4 separate regions of the Homo sapiens genome follow, and all the other regions are linked to region 3. Evidence: chromatin contacts called from ENCODE Hi-C or POLR2A ChIA-PET data. All regions are on one chromosome and are shown on one strand. Each heading gives the region's core, a stretch centred on a gene start or an enhancer-like site at or near the end of the contact. The rest is flanking DNA. Distances are from core to core; before and after follow the strand shown.

Region 1 (2,700 bases), core at 197-2,696, 420 kb before region 3:
GCTCATCTACTCTTTCTCTCAAGATCCCTGGGTCCAAGAACTGGTCAACCCTCTCCCAACATGATTTTGAGCTAAATTATCTATTGCCTTTTTTTTTCTTCATTCCTTTCCTTCTTGAAAGATGTCTACAGTCTGCCTTGGTCCTTTAGGGGTCAGTATACCCTCTTTCTTTCTCACTCTCTGGCTGGCTATTGTCGTGTGTGTGTGTGCACACACATATGTGATTCAGTGACTTTCTCCAGAGGCGCCTGGCTTGAGTGAGTTGGTTCTGTGCCATTGGGAGGAGGATAGTTTCTTCCCCACAGGGGCAGCGCTGCTCTGACTTAGGGAGTTTAATGTCTTGTCAGATGTTGATGCTTTTACTTCCCTTCCTGTTTCAACTGGAATGAGTCATATTTGAAAATATTTTCATCCTTTTAGTGACTATATTGAATAACACACATTTTTCATTATTATTTACTGCAATTAACCTTAACCTCATTCTTTTCTTCTTTTAAACATTAGCACAGTTATTTCTATTATTATCTAGGTTCCCTCTGTCTCTATACTTAGCTTCATTAAAACGGATTGCAGCTTAGATAGGTTGAGAAACAGTCTTTTTTAATTTCTGGAGACTCAGCTTTCATTAATGCAATAATGAAAACTATGGTGGGAGAGTGTAGATAGTTGGCTAATAGATTGTCCCAACCTATTTTAGATCGGCTTTCTCCTCATTTGTCCTCCCCTAAACCAAGCTACTTATAAATGTTCTCCAATTCTGAGCTCTTTTTTTTTTTTTTTTTTGAGGTGGAGTCTCACCCTGTCACCCAGGCTGGAGTGCAGTGGCATGATCTTGGCTCACTGCAATCTCCACCTCCCAGGTTCAAGCGATTCTCCTGCTTCAGCCTCCCCAGTAGCTGGGATTACAGGCATGTGCCACCATGTCCAGCTAATTTTTTTTTTTTTTAAGTAGAGATGGGGTTTTGCCATGTTGGCCAGGCTGGTCTCGAACTCCTGACCTTAGGTGATCCGCCTGCCTTGGCCTCTCAAAGCGCTGGGATTACAGGTGTGAACTACCACACCCGGCTGCGTTAATTAAACTTCCTTTACTGCCCTGAGCTATTCTTATGACATTTCTTTGAGACAGGACAAGTGACTCAGTCTCTTTGTAATTTATTGAGTTCTTTGATTAAAAGAGACCATTACCAGCTAAAAATTCTACCCTCTGCCCTCGCTTTCACATCCTTCGAATGGATAAAGGGAAGATCTGTACAACACAGCCAGATATCAATACTGCTGCATCGTGTGCCTGGCTTCCTGGTGGTAGCCACCTGCTGCTTAGAAACTGTTTCAAAGGGGAACTGGCGTACTTCCCTTTTAAGCAAGAGTTACAGCGCAAAAGCTGCCTCAGTCATAATTTCTAACGTAGTCATCTCCTCTTTATAAGTGCACTTCCTCAGAGACCTGTGGACATAAACTGAATGTGTTAGGCAGAGACCTTTCAAAATTTAGACTTGTTTTCTGGACAGATGCCAGATTTCCTGGATGGCTGGTTACAATCCCCTTGTCCACCCGCGCAGTGCAGCTAAGATTGTCTGTCTGAATCATCATCCTTTTTTAGTGTGTACTTAAAGTGGAAGTGATGTTTTCCAGACCCTGTGTAGGAATGAGCTCATGTCATGAGGTTTTGCTCTGATGTTGGTTTCTCTCAGTTAGTTTAGTGACATTAGGATCTGAAGGCCGACGAATGGCTTTGATACCATTTTAAGGTGTCTTCCATTTCCAGTACTCCAGGATTATTGGGAAATTACTGGGGAGATGAAGACATTATGTAAGGTGGCAGGTCAACCTACTAGTTATTCACAGCCATTGGAAGATACTATGGGACTGTTAATAGTATGTGCTGAAAAGACTTCTCTCTTGTTGCTTTAAAAAAATGTAGTTTATTTACATGTATATTGACTTCTTTATGGTCCTATCCTAAGTGGATAAATGGCTGAATTCTATTTTTCTGCTAAGATTTTAGGCAGGAGAGTATTTTTCATGAATGTCTTGTAAATCATTAGTAAATGTTCTCTGACAAAGGGTTCCATGGCTAGATAGGTTTGAGAAATGCTGGGGAAGAATATGATGATGTCACCCGTAGGACATTTACATTGCTCTTCCTGATGCTGATATACAAATATATGTCTGTTTAAATTGATTTAATGATCTAATAAAAACTAAATTTCTCCTCTGAGAAATTGATGAAAACAACCAACCGTGAATATCCTAGCAAACTGTTTTCATGTCTGTTTTCAGATAAGCATTCCCTGAAGAATTTTATTTATTCATTTGTTTATTTGTTCATTGAACACATATCTATTTTGTGCCTTCTCTGTGCCAATACTTAGGGAAACGCTGCACCTTAATGAAAAGAAGGCTGTGGCAGACATGGCTGGTCTCAGCCATCCCTTTCCTTTAGTAAAGTTGAGTCCAATGCAGCCCAGAACAAAGGTTATGTTTCCCAGCTTCCCTTGCAGCAAGAACTGCCACATGGCCCGTGGGATGTGACCTTGAGGGCTATGTGCAGAGTTGCTGTGGGGCCTCTATGCACAGGCTTAGGTATGCACAGGTATGCACGTGCTATGTGTTTTGGATGGCAGAACAGCAGGACAGGAAGAGCGGGAACTCTGATACTATGGAGTGTTATAACACTTTGAATATTTATGATTAGACCAT
Region 2 (2,843 bases), core at 80-2,579, 340 kb before region 3:
GCCTCTCTCCTAGAAGCTGGTGGTCTCAAGAAGGCACCCCCTGGTTTGCAGATGGCCACCTCTTCCCTGTGTCTTTACATCACCTTCTCTCTGTCTATGCGTTTGTCTTTTCACATAGCATTCTTTTATACAAGAAGTCCAGTCATGTTGGGTTAGGGGCTCACCTGTGTCGGTATGACCTCCTCTTAACTTATTACATCGGCAACAACCCTGTTTCCAAATAAGCTCACATTCTGAGGTCCTGGGGGTTAGGATTTCAGCAGTGGATTTGGTGGCGGTAGGGAGCAATTCAGCCCATAACAATGGCCCTGGGTTCCTGGGAGCGCCCCTGCCTTTCTCCTGCTTTGTAACCAGTGGGCTGGTCTTGAAGTGGGAACAATGAAGGCCCCTCATTTCTCCCCCTCCTCCCAAAATAAATAAAAAAGAATGACCAATTGTCCTTAATGCCATTTTGCTCATGGGTAGGGTTTCCTTAAGAACACTGAAAAATTATGTTGCAGAATTTGATTGGAACATTTTATGTATTGACCTCACTTCTAATCAAAGATGGCCAGATTAGCAATCTAAAAAGGTAATCTTGGCCAGGCGTGGTGGCTCACACCTGTAATCCCAGCACTTTGGAAGGCCAAGGCGCGTGGATCACTTGAGGCCAGGAGTTTGAGATCAGCCTGGCCAACATGGTGAAACCCCGTCTCTCCTAAAAATACAAAAATTAGCTGGGCGTGGTGGTGCATGCCTGTAATCCCAGCTACTTGGGAGGCTGAGGTGGGAGAATTGCTTGAACCTGGGAGGCGGAGGTTGCAGTGGGCAGAGATTGTGCCACTGCACTCCAGCCTGGCGACAGAGTGAGACTCTATCTCAAAAAAAAAAAAAAAAAAATCTTTACCTAAGAAGAGCTGAGTGTGACATCTTCAGAAAGTTAAGCCTTCTCATGGACTCCTCAGCATGCACCGTCCCCAGAGAGGCTGGCCTCAGAGGGTCCTGGTGTGGAACTGCTGGCAGCTCCTTGGGAGCTGTGTATTTTCTTCCCATTTCTTAGGGACAGGCTCTGAGCCAGGGAACACATGCCAGTGAGTGGTGATAAGGACTTTGAGCAAACCCACCGCAGTTCCCACCCTCAATCCTCAGGGTCAAGGTTGAAGGGGGCCAGAGCACATTTTTCACAGGTTCCGTGTGCTGTTTTGGGGAAAGTGCCAAGCAGTCGCCCAGGACAAAACCTGGCCCCAGAGCCCCCAGCCTGTTTTGAATTTCCATCTCTAATGCCACCTTTTGCCCCGGGAGTCCCAGAAGACACACCCTGGCTGAGGAGCCCTGCTCAGCTGGTGGTGGTTTGAGGCCAGCCAACTCCACTTCTCACTCCCGCCCCTGCTGAGTCTGCAAATATTTCTGGGTGTCTGGTCCTCATTAGGGTTGGCTGAGCTGACAGTGTGCAGGCTTCCCTCTGAGTTGCCACCTCACCTGTGGTTGACCAGACTCCCCCATCTTCACTTCTGAAGAAAAGGCTGCAGGGGAGTGCACAGGCGGTTGCCAGAGCTCGTCCTCTGGGATCTGGCGCCATGTAACTCGGCTGCCGCTGTCACCACCTTCTCCTGGAGGCCAGCTCACCACAGGTCTCTGGTGCTGGCTGGGGCCTCACCAAACTCTCTGGAGTGCAGCTACCTGAGTTTTCTCCGGGAGCCCATCAGCTGTCTGGGTTCTCTCACAGGTTGTAAGAGAAACAAACTGAAAATGTGCTAACTCCTTTATCACCTCCTACTTTTTCCAGGCTCTTTTTTGAAGTTCTCTGCGTATTCCCAGGCTTGCACTTCTCAGTCATTTTCATAAAAATAAATCCGTGTGGAGCTCAGGGTGAACATCTAAGCTTTAACATCTTTACACTTAGATCCCCTCTTGCAGTTGGAAGGGAGCAGCTGTAATTAAGAAAAGTACACAGGAAAAAAAAAAAAGGTTTCAGTGTGTGTTCTTTCTTTCTGAAGCATCTGAGCCGTTTTGCTATTAACAGCTGGAAATATTTCGAAAAATCCAGGGCATTTCCAAACATCTGACTACTCAGCTGGGTAAAAATACAGTCTAAGTATTTCCTTTTGCATTTGCATCACTTCGTGATTAGTCAGGACTTTCTTCCCCCCTAAAATGGTTTCTATTACAGCTGTGTCTTTTTTTATTTGGTGACCCAATTACATGACTCTTCAGCATGGAAAAATTCACATTATTAGTTTAAAAATATATCGTTGAACCTCAGTAACAGGTTTTGTGAGGTTTCGTTTCATAAACTTTTATAAAGTTTAATTTTGTCATTTCGTTCTAGAGTAAAGGAAAAAGGGCTGTGGCAGAATTTTCAGGTATTTTGAGATAGGACTGAGGTGGGAACTAGAAGGCGCTGTGAATATCCCTTTTGAGTTTTCCCCTTTTTATCCATTCACTGTTGTAAGGGAGAAAGCTGGCATCAGATTGAAACATTCCTGGTGATTTGAATGAGAGCAGTCTGGCTACAGAGCTTCCTCATCTTGGGTGATTTAAAGTTCTCATTTTTCTTTACTTGAAGGTACAACCATGAGTGTGTGATCATCCCGTTGCTCCTCGTGTCCTAGGAGTCCTCTTAACAGTGAACTCTTCAAAAGATTATTGAGTTTGTTATGTAGACACATTCCAATAGTTCTGGAAAAACATTGCCTCAGATAGACTATAATCTGGAGATTTACATTCTTTAGAATTTCCTAGTCAGGAGATATTTTAGCACACAGGTTCTTTAAAAATAAATTATTTATAGCTTCAATATTTTCTTTATAATTTGTTCCAACTTGTTCATCATCATTGAAGCTAGTATTCTACTCCCCTTTTCA
Region 3 (2,705 bases), core at 39-2,538:
AGTTTCTTTTGTGTTATCTCATTCATTCTCACAACAACCCTGTGCAGCAGAAGGTATTTTCTCTGTTCTATCGATGAGGAAATCCATGCTCAGAAACTTTAATTGGACTCGGCGATGTTTCACAGTACAAGGTGGCAGAGGTTGGATTGGAACTCAGGACTGAAGATCCAAAAAACCATGACCTTTCTAATTGCTACCCTGCCTTTTGAGTTTTATGAATGCGGTTAAGGGAATTCTAGTTTCAGTATCTCATAAAACACCATCCAGGGCTAATTTTTCACTTCTGAAGAAAGTGAGAGAACAGATGGGAGCCGTCATGCCACCAGCCCTTACAAATGCCCCTTCTTGACTGCCCAACCCTGGTTTCATCCTCTATGTGACTTACAGCATGTCAATGGCATGCAGTGCTGGAGACAGCCTTAATATGGATGCTGGAAGTACTTTTTGATTTTGTAAAGCAGGCTTAAGGAAATACACCCATGCAGTGTGTGCATGCACACACACACACGTGTACATACATACCACACACATGCATGTGCACATACACATGCACACACACATGCTGCTCATATGTAATTTCTACTTCCTGTTAGGTCTTTACCAGGACTCTTGAACTACTCCTAGAGGGGTAGACATGGCTTAGTTATCAGTAAGTTCTGCAGTGTTGAGGGGAAGGGGAAGTTGGGTATGACGCAAGTGCAGGGGGGAGAATGGGAAAATTGTGTCTGACGATGGTTTACTTTTTGTAGCAGCTGAGAAAGTCACTGATGTTGCTGCCTCCTGTTGTTAAGTTAGAGCCCTCTCAAAATAGATCTTTTGATTTCTATTGCCTTTCAGGGTCCCCATACCTTGATTGGTGCTCAGTAGCCTGAAGACTTGTGTTTGAACAATGGATTCCTTAGTTGAGGGTTGGGAAAAACCTTAACAGCTATGGAGGCCAGCCCCTACCCACACCTTAATTTCAAGCCCCCTCTGAAAGTCCATACCAGATGGTAGAGCAGCCTAGGCTTGCAAATGTCCTGTAACTGGTCCTCACTACCTCCTGAGTCAACCAACATCATCTTTGACAGCTTCCTGTTTCAAAAATGTTTTCTTCATATTGAGTTGAAATGTGCCTCATTGCTTAACTTCCAACCAGGCATATATATTCTTTGGGCTGCAGTTTCTTGCCTTATAAAATGAGTCGGCTGGCCTCAGGACTGACCTATCCAGATGCACACGTTGTGCACTGCACAGCTCCAGGGGGCACCATTCATCTAGACTTTGAGGAGTCTGGCCTCTGGCTAGAATTGTGCAATGCCACGGCCCTGGTTTGCCACAATGACCTTTGTGTTTCTTTGTGACTCTCAAATTTGATGTCGGCCTCCAGATGGGGATATACGCTGCAAAGTAGTTCAGTTAGCACTAACAAGCTTTCAACGTCCTTGTTTGAGAAGAGCTGCCTGTTGTCACTAGAGCAGGCCACCCCTTGTTATTCACACCTTGTGGAGCTTAATTTCATTCAAGCGCCTACATGCAAATTAGATTTTTACCCTGAAGGCAAGGCGTCATCTGTTGTTTGGCCAACAACAGATGCTAAATGAAGAGGAAAGGAGAATGTGTACTTTTCTTTGAGAATCTATTATATTTCAGACTGTAATTATGTTTTTTTAAGAATTTTTTAAGTATCAGTTTTTAAGTATTAATAAAAATGTCATCTGAGTTATTTTTTCAGAATTGAAGGACATTGAAGGAGAATGATATTGGCAGATGTTTCCTTTCTGACCAATTATTAATTTTATAATAAAATACTATTATTTCCTAAGTCACTAATATATAGTTTGCATCATCTGCTCAAAGGGTAAGACTTGGGCAAACAAAATCAGGCACATATCCAGAAGATGTTCAACTTAATTTCTCATACCTCTTAAAACAACCTATCTGTATTACGTGACCATTATAAGTTCTTATCTTTTTTGTGAAAGGAAATTTGTTAGAAACTGAATTGGGACACATATGGTTAACACCTCTTTGAATAAAGTATGCATTTATGTAACTATAAAAATGTAGCCTGTATGCAAAATGCTATATAATTACCTTCTAATTTAATATTGACTTTCCCCCGGGAAATCCAAAGTATTGAAGGTTTATCATAAGCTGAAAATTATAGATTCCTGAGGAAGGTGATTGTTGCTAGAAATAGAATAATTTGGCCTTACGGTGGTTGGCATGAACAGTGCATCCTCTGCCCAGTTGGGTTTTTGGCGAAGTGGCAGTTTAAATTAAGCACTTGGGCACTGTGATGATGGACAGGCCCAGATGAAAAGATAGCTCTGGTTTTATGCTCAAGGCTTCATGTTTCCCACAAGATGAGGTATTTATTAACTAAGAGTCGCACCCACTTCACTTTTATTATTAAATGTTTGTAGAGCCTTCCTGAAAAGAATAATGCGGGTAGAATTTATACTGGGAAGGTTTCAACATCCCATAAAACTGACACTCTAGCACTTTGTAGAAAAGATGGGCCTGGGGAATGCAAGGAGGGAGAGGAAACTCTCCAAGATATAGATCTTGCTTAAAAGGGAGTTTCACCTCTGATAATTTAGGAGGTCAGAGGGCAGGTCTAAGTTCTCAGCCTCTGGATGTAAGAAGTGACCAGGAACAATAATGGGCAAAAGTGTGTGTGTGTGTGTGTGTGTGTGTGTGTGTGTGTGTGTGTGTGTGTG
Region 4 (2,872 bases), core at 131-2,630, 470 kb after region 3:
TTTGTTGTTGGTTTTTTTTTTTTTTTTTTTTTTTGGATGGAGTCTACTAGCTCTGTCACCAGGCTGGAGTGCAGTGGCCCCATCTCAGCTCACTGCAATCTCCGCCTCCCACGTTCAGCCATTCTCCTGCCTCAGCCTCCTGAGTAGCTGGGATTACAGGTGTGTGCCACCACGCCCGGCTAATTTTTGTATTTTTAGTAGAGACAGGTTTTCACCATGTTGGCCAGGATGGTTTCGATCTCCCGACCTCGTGATCTGCCCGCCTCAGCCTCCCAAAATGCTGGGATTACAGGTATGAGCCACTGCACCCGGCCCATCCTAGGTGAGTTTTTTAAGGGAGACAAAAAATGTCAGAGTGGCACTCATTGCTCAAGAGAGAAGCACTTCCCCTTTTACTGTGCAAAATTTTATAATATGTATAGCTATCAATGTTTGTTTCTTATTACTGCCCCAGAATGTGCAAAAGAGAGTTTAGGTCAACTAAGATACATTGGTTTGAGTGCCATTTTTTTCAGGAGCAGTTTTAACACCAACCACAGTTTGCTGCACTTTCTTACACAGCTTCTGTTTGCACTTTGAACTCTGTGCACTGAGCCCCTCATTCCACACCATCTGCAGGCTGCATCTGGGCAGCTTCATCCAGCTCGGTAACAGTCACAGCTGAACTTGACATTCACCCACTTTGAAAGTATAGAATTCATAAAATCTGAAACCACATATGTGTATAAAACCCATGCAAGAGTGGGTAGGAACTAAAAGGAGGAGAAAAAGTAGTCCTCCCCTTCAGGAGTGTTCTCTCTTATCCCAGCCCCTTTCATGTAATGAATGGGTGAATGGGTGAAAATGAAATTATTTAGGCATTGACTGACAGGTAGGAACAGAAACTCAGGCTTCTAGTTTATTATTATTTATTATTATTGAATCTACTGTTTCTAAAGATGAGAATGGCTTTTACTTCCAAAGTTCTAGAGGAGAGGAACAACGTTAAGCAACCTTAAACAAATATTAGCACTGTGAAAGGTGCAGGGTCATATAAAGAAGTAGAAGTGCCGACAATGAAAATTCTATCCAACTGTCAATCATTCCATATCATTACTTCATTTTTTTAAATAAAGGCTGTGTCTCCCATATGCTTCCCTCCAGGTTGTATTCAAAACAAAGAAATAATTGTATTACAGATGTGAATAAATCTGTTTAAAAAATAAGTGAACCCTGAGACATATGAACTATGAGACATTGTTCTATATGATGCTTTGTAAGTTTTATGTGCTGTGTCATAGAGTTATATAGAGTTATGTATATATATAGTTCTGTATAGTTTCAGTTGGCATCTAAAAATTATATAACTTTATTTTTTAAAATCTATAATTATAAATATTTTTAAACTGCTAGAAAGGAAGAGCCGAATATTTGGCTGGAGTGATTTTTAGACATTTCTCTACCTTAGGGCACCAGAGAGGTTCACTTGCCCAGGGTTCCATAGCTGGTTGGTGCCAGAGTCCGAACGAGAAACCAGGTCTTCTCAGCTCCTGTCACCCACAGTTTTGCAGACACTGAATTTATGAGGTGGATTCCATTCAAGCATGCACATAACTAGCAGACACTTCTCCTAATCCTCCTCAATTCCCCTTTGCATTGCTCAGATACCACAATCCTTTGCAGGTTAAATCCCTTCACCTTGTGAACTCATTAGGCAGGGCAATGTATATGAATCCCTGAGTCCTTAAGAACGTCCTTAGGCTGTGTTAGAAATGCAGTTGCCATAGGAGTAACCGGCCCCTGCTGTCATTTGGATGTTCTCTCTTCCCCAAAATCCAGCACCACCTTGGTTAAGCACCCACCATGTGCCTGCCCACCTGGCTCCTTAGGCAATGTTACAATTAACCAGGTTGGTTTTGATGAGGGTCTAGGGCAAAATTTGAACCACCACAACAGCCAATGTGCACATCCATGCAGAGGGTTCAGAGATGGCCTCGGCCAAGGCTGCCAGGCTTCAGCTCTGGAAGGAGCCCTGGGAAGTGGGAGATCTTTGTATAAAAATTGGAACCCAAACTATAATTCCCATTAGGGATATATATGCTCACATCACTCCTGATTCAAAGCTCAGAAGTGGCCTCTCAGGAGAAATAAAGGTCTCTCTCTCTCTCTCTCTCTATCTCACACACACACACACACACACACACACACACACAGAGAGAGAGAGAGAGAGAGAGAGAGAGAGAGAGAGAGAGAGGCCAGCATTCAAAATTCCCATGCTTAGGGAATCCATTGGGACTTCTCCCCAGGATGTACTGAATTCAAGGAAGCTTTCTCTAGGTGTAGCAGAAACTGCTGCTGTCATGTCTCTGCTCACCAGGACGTAGCTTCTCTCTACAGACCTTTATTTCTTTCCCTGGAGGCTTCAGTCCATGTTGAAGTGTAAACTCCACTCAGCTCCAGGAGGAATCGTGTTTTCTTTATCACCAGGGGCTTCTTCTACGAGTTGCCTTTGATAGGGAGGCCAGGAGGAAGATAGGCCCAAGCTCAGGGGTGGGATCGGGGAGCAGGAAGCCTGTGGGCTTTAGAATCGAGGTATTGGTTTCTCCCTGTCACCATCATCCACCACCTGTGTGAACTTGAGCCATTTATCGAACCTCACGGAGCCCCAAGTTTCTCATCTGTAAACAAGGGGAATGAGCCCTACTTTGTATGGTTGTCAAGAGGATTTGAGACAATATGTATAAAGCAATGGACACGCAGAGGAAGTCAATAAGTACAAGGTAACTCTGAAAATGCCACCAAAGGGAGGCTAGGGACAGGAAAGCCATCTCCGCCAACCTCAAGAACGTGGCCCCGAAGCTGTTCCAGGAACTGGGCATGTATGAAGATAAAA

What was found. Hi-C counts contacts between places; a loop is a spot of excess contacts on that map. ChIA-PET counts read pairs that join two places held with the same protein, here RNA polymerase II (POLR2A). Pooled maps may share reads with other maps.
Region 1: a pooled map shows a loop between it and region 3 (7-fold over the local background). The contact joins two enhancer-like sites. A Hi-C loop is called at or near these places in 2 of 168 maps with a recorded cell type or tissue (IMR-90 and PC-9) and 10 of 50 pooled maps. POLR2A ChIA-PET finds 5 or more read pairs at or near these places in 2 of 52 experiments (A673 and activated naive CD4-positive, alpha-beta T cell).
Region 2: a loop to region 3 is called in a map of K562, with 2.8 times the contacts of the local background. The contact joins two enhancer-like sites. A Hi-C loop is called at or near these places in 4 of 168 maps with a recorded cell type or tissue (K562, PC-3, PC-9 and 1 more) and 7 of 50 pooled maps.
Region 4: a pooled map shows a loop between it and region 3 (2.1-fold over the local background). The contact joins the promoter of RUNX1-IT1 here to the enhancer-like site in region 3. A Hi-C loop is called at or near these places in 2 of 168 maps with a recorded cell type or tissue (PC-3 and PC-9) and 3 of 50 pooled maps. POLR2A ChIA-PET finds 5 or more read pairs at or near these places in 5 of 52 experiments (BJ, CD4-positive, alpha-beta T cell, PC-3 and 2 more).

The regions. Positions count from the first base shown.
Region 1 is chr21:35,931,222-35,933,921 of GRCh38, reverse strand. No RefSeq gene overlaps it. Among named protein-coding and RNA genes, the nearest start is that of LINC01436, 73 kb to the left of the region's middle. Within about 2 kb of position 1,446, at least 24 of the 41 ENCODE cell types and tissues checked have a DNase peak (open chromatin) inside an H3K27ac peak, as active enhancers do.
Region 2 is chr21:35,849,455-35,852,297 of GRCh38, reverse strand. No RefSeq gene overlaps it. Among named protein-coding and RNA genes, the nearest start is that of MIR802, 130 kb to the right of the region's middle. Within about 2 kb of position 1,329, at least 6 of the 41 ENCODE cell types and tissues checked have a DNase peak (open chromatin) inside an H3K27ac peak, as active enhancers do.
Region 3 is chr21:35,507,159-35,509,863 of GRCh38, reverse strand. All of the region lies in intron 1 of LOC100506403 (a long non-coding RNA gene), which reads left to right. Among named protein-coding and RNA genes, the nearest start is that of MIR802, 210 kb to the left of the region's middle. RefSeq lists an enhancer at 1,156-1,676. Within about 2 kb of position 1,288, at least 5 of the 41 ENCODE cell types and tissues checked have a DNase peak (open chromatin) inside an H3K27ac peak, as active enhancers do.
Region 4 is chr21:35,037,934-35,040,805 of GRCh38, reverse strand. RUNX1-IT1 (RUNX1 intronic transcript 1) reads left to right here and starts at 1,380. Exons shown (of 1, transcript NR_026812.1): 1 at 1,380-2,872. All of the region lies in intron 2 of RUNX1 (RUNX family transcription factor 1), which reads left to right.